Regions from separate parts of the Homo sapiens genome. Here region 2 is linked to region 1. The links are chromatin contacts, found by Hi-C in ENCODE. All regions are on one chromosome and are shown on one strand. The core of a region is the stretch at or near the end of the contact, and the rest is flanking DNA. Distances in the headings are between cores, read along the strand shown. Region 1 overlaps GALNT17 (polypeptide N-acetylgalactosaminyltransferase 17). Region 2 overlaps GALNT17 (polypeptide N-acetylgalactosaminyltransferase 17).

Region 1 (6,028 bases), core at 1,872-4,371:
CAGATCCGCCAAACCAGGGAGGAGAGAAAGAGTGAGAAAGGTATCAAGTAATCCAAGGGCATTCGTCTCCTTGAAAATTTTTAACTTTAGAATATTCCAAGTATGATGGCAAAACAAGCCACTTTCAAAGAACTTACAGAGAACATCATCATAAACACAGCAAGCTCAGAGCCAGAGCAACAGAACTATCTGATCCCCAAAATGCTGCCATTTCCATTCCCAATATCAAAGACATGGAATCAACCTAGGTGCCCATCAACAGTGGACTGGATAAAGAAAATGTAGTACGAGTGGCTCACACCTGTAATCCCAGCACTTTGGGAGGAAGAGGCAGGCGGATCACGAGGTCAGGAGATCGAGACCATCCTGGCTAACACGGTGAAACTCCGTCTCTACTAAAAATACAAAAAATTAGCCAGGCGAGGTGGCGGGCGCCTGTAGTCCCAGCAACTCGGGAGGCTGAGGCAGGAGAATGGCGTGAACCCGGGGGGCGGAGCCTGCAGTGAGCCGAGATCGCACCACTGCACTCCAGCCTGGGCGACAGCGAGACTCCATCTCAAAAAAAAGGAAAAAAAGAAAAAAGAAAATATGGTACGTATACGCCATGGAATACTAGACAGGCATAAAAAAGAACAAAACCATGGCCTTTGCGGCAACCTGGATGCAGCTGGAGGCCATTATCTTAAGAGAATTAATGCAGACACAGAAAACCAAATACTGCATGTTCTCACTTATAAGTGGGATCTAAACAATGGGTACCTATGGACTTAACAGGTGAGAACAACAGACACTGGGGACTCCAAATAGAGGGAGACAAGAAGGGAAGTGAGTGTTGAAAAACTACCTACTGGATACTGTGCTACCTAGGTGATGAGTTCACCTGAAGCCCAAACCTCAGCATCATGCAATAAACCGTTGTAACAAACCTGCACATGTACCCCTTGAATCCAAAATAAAAACTGAAATTAAAAACAACGAAAAAATACATTTGATATCTGAGATTATATCTCATCTAAATACAATTGACAATTCTCCGGTCTCGGCTGAGACAGGCATGCATCTCTGTCTACTTCTGTCTTCTCCCCAGGCTGTGAAGTAGCTACTAGGTAAGGATCCAAAAGAGTTAGGCAAGCTTTTAACGTTCCACCCTCTAAGGGAAAACGTGGGAAATGTCACTTCTGTGTAACTGTGAGGCATTCTTTTATTTCAATATGTCCAAAGTCTCTTAAAACACCCAAATGTAAGAAAACTGAGTTTTAACTCCCAGTGACTCAAATGTAATATAGGACAGAAATGACAGCTTATTTTTAATAAGCTCTGCAAACAACCACTTCCCCTTACTCTGAAGTCACTTATCACTTTATTCTTGAAGAATAACAATGTAAAACTCATTTTTCTAGCCACACTCAGCATTTCCTAAATGGATGGCTTAAATTTCAGAGTGTGAGCTAGTAAAGTTATTTTTAAACCTGTTTTCCAGAGCCTCGTCACATGTCCCAGCTTGTCTGTGTCCCTACTTTGGGGCCTGGAGTGAAAAACAATCCCAAGCTCTGCTCAGCTGTGCCGTTTCAGAGATCCAGCCCTGCTTCGTGAAATCAGAAGCCTTGGGGTTAAAGCATCACTGGCCCTTCTAGATACTGCTGTCATGCAGGAACCTCTCAGAAGAAAAGAGAAAGGGCTTTGACATTAGATCTCTCTTGCTGCATAACAAATTACCCCAACTGAGTCATGAACACAGTATTTTTTTATTTCATTTATTTATTTCTTTTTCAAGACAGGGTGTCTCTCTGTTGTCTAGGCTGGGGTGCAGTAGCACAATCATAGCTCACTGCAGCCTTGAATTCCTGGGCTCAAGTGATCCTTTTGCCTCAGTCCCCAGGTAGCTGGGACTACAGGCATGTACCACCATGCCCAGCTAATTTTTATTTATTTTTTTTTGGGGGGGGGTACAGACAGGGTCTCACCATGTTGCCAAGGCTGGTCTTGAACTCCTGGCCCTAAGTAATCCTCCCACCTCAGCCTCCCAAAGCATTGGAATTATAGGCATGAGCCACTGTGCCCAGCCCAAACAATATTTACTATCCCAGAGTTTCTATGGGTGGGAAATTTGGGCATAGCATAGCTTGGTGCCTCTGACTCAAGGTGTCTCATTAGATTGCAATGGGACTGTCGGCTGGGGCTGCAGGCTCATCTCTAGGCTTGACTGGGGACAAGGGGGAATTCTCCTCCAGATTCACTCACACGGTTGCTGACAGGCCTCAAGCCCTTGCCATGTGGCTTATCTACAAGGGGACCTCACGGTGTGGCAGCTGAGTTCTCCCAGGTGAGTGACATGAGAGACGGAGAGAGGGCACACCCTAAGATAGAAGCCACAGTCTTATTATAACCTAATTTCAGAAGTGGCACACATGGTCTCTGCTGCATTGTAGTTATTAGAATGAGTCAATAGGTCCCACCCACATTCCAGGGGAGAGGATTAACAAGGGTATAAATGCTGGAGACCCCCACGGGGCCACCAGACAGGCTGCTGACTACAACCTCCTTGTGGTATGAATGGGTGTTTAACCGCACACAGAGAGAGGCACCATTTCATTATCCCACTTGGAAGCCAGAACACACACAGAATCCCAGTCATTCACAGGGCTGGCGAGACCTTCATTTCCCCACCTTTCAATATTTAGCCCATCATTTATAATAAATACTGAACACAGACCAGGTGCAGTGGGGTGATGGCTCATGCCTGTAACCCCAACACTTTGGGAGGCTGAGGCAGGAGGATCACTTGAGCCCATAAGTTGAAGGGTGCAGTGAGTTATGGTCACACCACTGCACTCCAGCCTGGGAGACAGAGTGAGACCATGTCTCTCTAAATAAATAAATAAATTCCGAATGCAGCTAGATGCAAATGTGAAAGGCTTCTGGGAGAGACCTCTTTCCCAACCCCTCACCTTCCCTGCCTCCCACCCTGGAACCAGAGTCCCCTCCATGCCTGAAATACTGCAAAAGAAAGTAACTGCTCTTGGCTCAGTTCCTCTGGGGCTCTCTCCTACAGTTCTGCCTGCTCAGAGAGAGAGTGTGGCTGCTCTGCCCTCTGCCTTATGGAATGTGCTCTGTGCCACAGGGGAGCTGCCCAGCTCTGGCTCTGTTTGCTGAATACATTAAATAGTGGAGTGGATTAGTGGGAGACTCACTGTGGCCATGGATCTAAGCCACGCCCTTAAGCACAGCTTCTCTCAATAAATAAAGTGGATATTTTTCACTCCATTGGTCAGATTCCCGTGTTTATTTCTCAAGTGATTTCAAACTCAGCAAGGATAGAAACGGGTGCCCCCTAACGCATCCCCATCACACACAAAGATCTAGTCCACCAGTCCACACTCCTATTTGAAAAGTGAGTAAACTGAGGCATTAAGAGGCAGTGGGGTGATGGGAAAACATCCCCAAAAAGTTCCAAAACTCTTATTTAGCCACTAATTATTTATTAAGCCCCTGGCTGTGTGCTAAGCTCTGTGCTGGGGCTGGCTATTTTCCGTTTACTTGTTTGTTTGTTTGGTTTTTGAGAAAGGGTATCACTCTGTCACCCATGCTGGAGTGCCATAGCCTGATTATAACTCGCAGTAGCCTCAAGCTCCTGGGCTCAAGCAGTCCTCCCATGTCAGCCTCCTGAGTAGCTGGGACTACAGGCGTACACAATTATGCCCTGTTTTTTCTTTTTTTTTTTTTTTTTTTTTCAGAGATGGGATCTTACTATGTTGGCCAAGTTGGTCTCAGACTCCTGGCCTCAAGCGATCTGCCTTGGCCTCCCAAAGCGCTGGGATTACAAGCATGAGCCACCACATCTACCCAGGGCTGGCCCTTATTCCAGACATCTTCCTGTTCCGTCCCAGGCAAATGACTACACCCCTCTGAGCCCCAATTCTCTCATCTTGAAAATGGGGATCAAGTGAAATGGTGCATATAAAGTTCACACCTACAGTAAACAGTCAACAAATGTCAGCTACTCCCCCGAACTTGCCGGGGGAATGCCTACTTGCATTACATACGGAGACAATAAAGCTATTTTTCAAAGGCAATTTAAAGAAGGAGGCGATCTGCCTATGATTGGATGAATGGGGGTATTTCAGTTCCACTCCCGTGGTTTTTGACCCTACCTCCCACTCTCTGGACCCCCAAAAAAGAATGTGGCAGCGTGTTTGTGCATTGTCAGGGAGCCACGAGATTCCCTGGGTGTTCTGGCAGGCGATGCATGAGATTTTGCCAGGGCAGTAACAAACCAAGACAAAGAACTTAGGCATCTCCCTCAAGGACACTCAGTGAGCGTGGAGCACAGACAAAAATAGAGCAGAGGATGGATCATTCCCTTCCCCGTCCTGGCTTTCTTTTCTTCTCTCTCTCTAATGGCTTAGATTATTATTTTCTCCCAGCACGACCATCAGCTATTAGAGCAGGTGCAGTTTTTGTAAACACCCCGCAGAAGTGCTGCGAGGGAGGTCAAGGGCAGGTGCCCCCGCCGAGGGCTGGCCTGGATTCCATGTTTCTGGTTCTTGTTGCTATTGTTCGGTTGCATCAGCACACAGCCTGGAGGTTGCATCCTGCGATCCAGGAGTGTTTGGCAGCAGAGGGAACACCAGCCCGTCCCTCCCAGGTGGGACAGATGACAGCAAGTCTAAGGCAAAGCAATGTATTCCCCATCTTATAGAAAAAGATAACAAGGCACCCCTATAGGCAGCCAATTATGCAGGCACCCAGGATGTGTAGTTTGCAGAGCCCTGGAGAAAAACGCCCTAAGCAGGAGACTAGGCCCGTCCAACAGTGAGGCTGTGAGGACAATGGTATTGCTGAAACCTACAGCCAGTGGCCTTGACAAAGCAGTTTGCTTTCTGGTGCAGCAAGTTTCAGTTTGGTCTTTGGAGCTCAGTTTTACACCATTGAAAATTAAAATACCCTGAGATAGGGTAGCAATGAAGCCCTCAGCCGCCCCTTACACCTCAGTGTAAGTGAGTTTGTCAGCTCTTTTCCTAAGAGAGTAGATTTTTATTTTTTTTTTTATTTAATTTTTTTGAGACAGAGTCTCACTCTGTCTACCCAGGCTGAAGTGCAGTGGCGCGATCTCAGCTCACTGCAACCTCCACCTCCTGGGTTCAAGCAATTCTCCTGCTTTAGCCTCCCAAGTAGCTGGGATTACAGGTGCCTGCCACCACGCCCGGCTAATTTTTGTGTTTTTAACAGAGACAGGGTTTCTACCATGTTGGTTAGCCTGGTCTCGAACTCCTGACCTCAGGTGATCCACCCGCCTCAGCATGCCAAAGTGCTGGGATTAAAGGCGTAAGCCACTGTGCCTGACCAAGAGCAGACTTTTAAATGGCACAGGAGATGCAAATCCAAGGACACTGGGAACCAGATGGAAGGAAGAAGGAGTGGAGCTTGTCCCCATGAAGAAGGAGTGGAGCTTGAGGAGAAGGGCACCCCCTTCCTCATGCTTCCCGGTGCTGGAGCTGGGGGAACCCAGGCCACAGGCTAGACTAAATAGAAGTTTGCTTTCGTTTGGTGCAAGACCCATTACTTTCCATCACTGGGAGCCTGAATGCGGTGCTGGGAGATTGATAAAAGCCTGACTTTTCAGTAAATCTGGAGAAAAATATCTGATGACGTTTTATTTTGTTCTTCTGTATTTTCTGGTCTTATGGAAACTAATTCTGTACAACAGCGGTTCCATCAAAGCCTTTCTTTTCTTCTCTCCCTCCCCCTTGCAACACTGGACAAAGATTTCTCATTTCATACGTCATTTATTCCAGCAGTAATTCTATCCGAGTCACTCCAGGTCCTTCGCAAACAAAAACAGCAAAATGAAATTCGGTGGCAGTATTAAGATGACGGTTGCGGGTGATGCAGCCTTCTGTGCAATAAAGTCACAAACCCTGGGCAGAGGGTCTGATTCTCAACCACGGGCAACACCTAAAACGAACAGACCAAATTTTTTTTTTTTTTTTCCGAGATGGAGTGTTGCTCTGTCACCCAGGCTGGAGTG
Region 2 (6,028 bases), core at 1,026-3,525, 370 kb before region 1:
GGCCAGGGACATAAGTGACTCAGCCTGGGACAAGGGGAGCACAGCAGGCTAGCAGAGTGGAAGCCAGTCTGGATAAAGTCCCAATTGAGCCACTGCAGCTAAAATTAAATATGACAAATGGCCTGTTCAGTTACATTAGGCACTGGCAATGGGGCCTCTGCAGGCTATGTGCTGAAGCGCTGGCCTTGTCATCTCCCCAGCAGCCTCCCAGTCAGGGCTATATTCCTTCCACCAAAAGCTGCCACAGTGGTGCTGGAAGATTCTTGCCAATCACGCTGGTCTTGAAACAAGCCACCTTGGCAACAAACAGTAATCCGTGTCCTTCTTGAGGAGCACTAGAAATGTGAGGCTGGACATCATGGGCTGAGTATCCCTTATTCGAAGTGCTTGAGACCAGAAGTGGTTTTTTTTGCTTATTTCCCTCCCTTCCTCCCTCCCTCCCTCCCTCCCTCCCTTCCCTCCCTGTTTCTTTGTTTTTCTGTTTCTTTCTCTCTCCTCTTTGTTTCTTTCATTCTCTCTCTTTCTCTATTACTTTTTTCTCTTTCTCTGTTTCTCTTTCTCTGTTTCTTTCTCTTTCTGTTTCTTTCGCTCTCTCCACTTCTTTTTCTTTCTGTTTCTTTTTTTCCTTTCTCTTTCTTCCCTCCCTCCCTTCCTTCCATCCTTCCTTCCTTTCTTCCTCTCTGTCTCTTTGTCCTACCCTCCCTTCCTTTCTTTTTTTGAGAAAAGGTCTCACTCTGTCACCAGGCTGGAGTGCAACAGTGTGATCACTGCTCGTTGCAGCTTTGAACTCCTGGGCTCAAGCAATCTTCCATCTCAGCCTCTTGAGTGGCTGGAACCACAGGCATGCACCAATATGCTTGGCTAATTTTTTGTAGAGATGAGATCTTGCTATGTTACCTAGGCTGATCTGCAACTCCTCAGAAGCATTTCAGATTTTGGATCTTTTCAAATTTGGGGATATTTGCACTGTATTTAACAGGCTGAGCATCCATAATTTGGAAATCTGAAATCCAAAATGTTCCAAAGAGCATTTCTTTGAGTCATATCTGTGCTCAAAAAGTTTCAGATTTTGGAGCATTTTGGATTTCAGATTTTTTGGATTAGAGATACCCAACCTGCTCCCTATGACTTCTTGGCTCTCTCCAGAAGGAAAATTTGGGTTGATCCAACTTAATGTGATCACAAAAGTTTGGGGGATTAGGGCTTTTGTTTTGTTTTGAAATACTAACTTTGTTGGTGACAAGTCTAAACAGTTTTATCATAAAATCCTGCACTATGAGGACTAAAATAAAAAGTAATAGGTCTTGTAGTGAGTGATCCAGATCTGAAACAAATCAGAGTTCTTGACTCTCCATGTTATGAGTTTTTTGTGTGTTTGTTTTAAAGAGACAGGGTCTCACTCTGTCACCCAGGCTGCAATGTAGTGACTCGATCATATCTCACTGCAGCCTTGAAATCCTGGGCTCAAGTGATCCTTTTGCCTCAGCTGGGACTACAGGTGTGCATCACCATGTCCAGCTAACTAAAAAAAAAAAAAAAAAAAATCATAGAGATGGGGTCTCGCTATGTTTCCCAAGCTGGTCTCGAACTCCTGGGCTCAAGTAATCCTCTTGCCTCAGCCTCCCAAAGTGCTGGGATTGAGATTTTATACCTGATTTTTCTGAAATTATGTGTTCTGGAGCCAACAAAGACAGAGGGAGGTTGCTAAAAATACCCAGACATAAGCCTCTGACCAGCAGAGGAGACAGAATGCAATGAACTGGAAAGTCCCTCCAAGCTCTCTATGCTCATTGGTCCTCCCAAAAAGCAGAGGCTACTCATGGAAAGAAGGATTTGGCTGAAACGTCTGCAGAGTGACACTGCTTCCCAGGGCTGCTTAATGCTGACCTTTTGACATTCTCGCCTTTGATTTCCTTAATGTGATTGCTCTGTTTCTTTGCTGTCTGACAAACGGTCAATTCCTGTTTGTCTTCTAATAAATGGGCTGATTAATGCTGGGGGAAAAAGAGACCAACAGAAAATCCTCATTGCCATCTACAAATAACTTCAAAGTAAATCATCTACCTTTTGCTTTCTTCTTTGAACTTTTAAATTTTTATCACATACGAATGTACCATCATTAGCTCTCCCTGGCAGCATCTATCCCTTGATGGAGTAACCGCCTCTCAAAAAAGATCATGCTTTTCTGAACATGCTGTATTTTTGGCTGCAGCCCTGAACTGCTGGGAATGCAATTGCTTTTTAATTGGAACCAACAACCAGTGTTGGCTTGGATTCAGAACTAGCCTCCCCGCATCAGAAACGTCTACTGGAGTCTGGTGATAGGCGAGAGGGGGGCCGTTAACCACCTTCAGGCTGTGAATCCCCAGGGGGAAGCTCTGTTTGTACCTGGTATCTTGGCTGGCTCAGAAAACAGAATTTCCATTTTCTGACCAGATAAAGAAATACTTGTCATTGATGGGGACTGGCAAACCGAAAACCGAATGGTTCATGCAGGGAATTTTCACCCTGCCCAGTTTATGTCTGCATGTGTGAGAATAAACTAGGAGCTTGGATGAAAGGGAACAAAATAATCACAAAGGAAATTTCTAGTGTTTTCCATCAACATGACAGACCAAAATGTCCTTTCCTTTCCAAAGGGAAACAATTGCAGGAATCGGTTCCCTTGTCTTTTGTTACTGAGGGAATAATCAGCATTCTGTAAAGAAACCCATCGCTTCAGGTTCTCATCCTATCAAGCAATTATTTATAATTTACAGCCTATTAATACAACAGCACATCTCATCTACGCTGTGTGCCAAAAAGCTCACACTTAATCAGAATATTAGCACCATGGCTTGCTGAACACAACCTCTTCTTTACGCATTCCTTTAACTAATTTCGACCCAATGCACGAAGAGCGTGGAGCTGGATGCTGGTGGTCCACGTTGCAATGCAGGCAGAGTAATTATGCACAATATAAAATGACAAATATTTAGTGTCTAAAGGTCTATTTCCATATGCCCAATTCTTCAGATGGGGTATGTGGTTGTGCTAGAGTTAGCCACAGTGCAATGTGGGATGAAAATCCAAAGGCATAGAATCCAAATGCAAACAAAAAATCCAAAGCATTCGGGTCAATGTCCTGTTTCTCCTACTCACACTAACTCAAGTGTGACCTCAAATTCCTTTGCTCTCATAGTCTAAGTTTGAAAAAATCTTCTGCACTGGGGGAACATTCCATTTGAATTTAATGTACATTGTCAATACAAACTGAGCAGGGTTTCCAAGAACAAAAAGAACAAAGACATCTATTTTGGCCTGAATGATGCCGATTGCTTCAACCAAGAGATGGCACCAACTTGCACCCAAATTGTGGCTGGGTGGTAAGTGTGTGGATCATCCAAGCTCATCTCCTGTGCTTCTCATTGGAGATTTTCCTCTCCAGATAAGGCGGCCCCTAAGCTGTACCACACACTCCCAATACTCACTTTCTCTCTCTGCTTGAGGTCATTTTCTTCCATCCATCCCTTTACTGACACAATGCTTTCCATTTTGCAACATCAGGGCATCCGAGGTTATTCTACACCATGGTCTTCCGCTTTGTCCAAATTCCTTTAGCATTTTCATGGCACTAGATAATACATAATTTCTCCATTTTCCTAGGAGTTTAATGTGTGCATGCCACCATGCAAGTGCGTGTTTTTTTTGGATGTATGACTGCTCTAGACCGTGACAAGAGTTCTTTGTCATCAAGGAAACATTTATCTTGGATTTGTGTGCTCCAGACCTTCTGCAGGGGCACAGTGAGGAAGAGGAGGAGCAGAGAGATTCCTAAAGGAAGTGGGTCAGGGCACAGAAGCGTATAAGCTATTGGGAAGAAGACAAAGCAACTGATATTTGTTTCTCTGTGATATCACAGGGTCAAATCAAATATAAGCAGAGGAAGAGTCCCAGGATGGAGGGAATGATGACTGGTAACTAAAAGTCAGCTAACACTGGGCTGGATCTTAAAATCCAGTGAGTTGGATGGGGTCCACGTGGAATGGGCCTTGAGTGCCCACCCCAGAGGACAGATTTCAATCAGACAGTAGAGGGATATAACCAATGTTTCTCATGAGGGAACAACAGGACTCTATCTGCCTTAGCAAGAAGAGACAGCTGGAAGATCCCATGGTGGGGAGGAATAATGGTCTCGGGGAAAGAAGGCACTGGAGTAGAGAGTAGGTTTTGCTGCGAGATAATCTGAAGGAGCCCAGGGGAAACCTGTGGATGAATGGGATGTGAAGCATAAAGAAGACAGTGGAGACAAAAGATCAGACAGAAGCTCAGAGGTTATGTGGCCAGTGGACTTTTTTTTTTTTTTTTTGAAATGGAGTCTCGCTCTGTCACCGCTCAGGCTGGAGTGCAGTGGCGTGATCTCGGCTCACTGCAACCTCCGCCTTCCAAATTCAAGGGATTCTCCTGCCTCAGCCTCCTGAGTACCTGGGATTACAGGTACATGCCACCATGCCTGGCTTATTTTTATATTTTTAGTAGAGAAGGGGTTTCACCATGTTGGCCATGCTGGTCTTGAACTCCTGACCTCAGGTGATCCGCTCACCTCAGCCTCCCAAAGTGCAGGCATGAGCCACCGCATCATGCCTTTTTGATGGAGATTGAATATTCCTGATTTCTCCAGAATCTCATGTAATAATAATGACCACATTAAAAGCTGTGTATTTCCCTTTGGACATTATTTTGGCAACATTCCTTGGATTCTGATAAATATTGTTGTCACTGGCAATAATTTTTTAGCAGCCTGTTAGGATATTTTTGGTTTTCTCCTTTGCCCCAGAATGCTGTATTTAGGGAAAATTTTTTATTTTCTTTTAGTGAGAGACAGGGTCTCACTCTGTCACCCAGGCTGGAGTGCAGTAGTATGATCCTAGCTCATTGCAGCCTTGGGTTCAAGTGATCCTGCCACCTCAGCCTCCTGAGTAGCTAGTCCTGAGACTACAGATGTGCACAACCATGCCCAGTTATTTTTTAAAGAGATAGAGTCTTGCTACGTTGCCCAGGTTGGTCTCAAACTCCTGACCTCAAGCGGTCCTCCTACCTTGACTTACCAAAGTTCTGGGATTACAGGTGTGAGTCACCACACCTAGTCATTTAGGACCATTTTAATGGCTAGGATATCTTTCCATCAGGGGTCTTTTTATTTAATTCTATATTATCAATTTTTGATTTTATTATATTGTGATCGGAGAATAAGGTCTGTAAATTTTCTACTTTTTAAGGTCTATGAAAATTTTGCAGCTTAGTAGATCAATTTTTGTGACTGATTCATGGACACAGTTAAAAAGACATTACATTCTCTTTTTGGGAGGTATTAAAGTTCTAAAAAATGTCTATTAATTATATGTGTTCATTCACTCATCATATAATTGATGAATAAATATTTATCGATTGAGCCTAATTATACTTTTCACATCAGCTATATAAATTCTTTCTCTTAAGAATGAATAAAACCTACTAATAGCACAATTAGATAGTTATTAATAATAACTTAGTAATAATTAAGTTATTATTGACTATATGGTGACACCATATACTCATATTATGTACATAGTATATAGTCACACTATATACATATAGTATACATTAAAATAACTTGAAGAATGTAATTGGATTGTCTGTAATTCAAAGGATAAATGCTCAAGGGGGTGGATATCCTATTCTCCATAATGTGATTTTTATGCATTGCATGCCCGTATCAAAGCATCTCATGTACCCCATAAATATATACACCTACTATGTACCCATAAACAAATTTTAAATAATAAAAATGAAAAAAATTATTTCTCTCTTTCTCTCTCTCTGTTTTCTCAGTTTGCTGTGAGTTAAGAATGGTGGAACAACAATGTCTACTTTCTTGTTGCAACTCCCATTCGCCTGATGCATTGAACTTGCTTTCTTTCTTCACCTCCACAGTGGCTGGTTCTTTGGCCTCTTCTTCAAGCCTTCACGGCTTACAAAAAGGAACGTTGGTGACCTCAGTCCTCATCTT

What was found. Hi-C counts contacts between places; a loop is a spot of excess contacts on that map. Pooled maps may share reads with other maps.
Region 2: a loop to region 1 is called in a map of Right ventricle myocardium inferior, with 2.9 times the contacts of the local background. The contact joins two enhancer-like sites. A Hi-C loop is called at or near these places in 5 of 168 maps with a recorded cell type or tissue (Right ventricle myocardium inferior, ascending aorta, cardiac septum and 2 more) and 11 of 50 pooled maps.

Annotation. Positions count from the first base shown.
Region 1 is chr7:71,235,215-71,241,242 of GRCh38, reverse strand. All of the region lies in intron 1 of GALNT17 (polypeptide N-acetylgalactosaminyltransferase 17), which reads right to left. Among named protein-coding and RNA genes, the nearest start is that of MIR3914-2, 69 kb to the left of the region's middle. RefSeq lists an enhancer at 1,666-2,166. Within about 2 kb of position 3,121, at least 12 of the 41 ENCODE cell types and tissues checked have a DNase peak (open chromatin) inside an H3K27ac peak, as active enhancers do.
Region 2 is chr7:71,609,309-71,615,336 of GRCh38, reverse strand. All of the region lies in intron 6 of GALNT17 (polypeptide N-acetylgalactosaminyltransferase 17), which reads right to left. Among named protein-coding and RNA genes, the nearest start is that of MIR3914-1, 300 kb to the right of the region's middle. Within about 2 kb of position 2,275, at least 6 of the 41 ENCODE cell types and tissues checked have a DNase peak (open chromatin) inside an H3K27ac peak, as active enhancers do.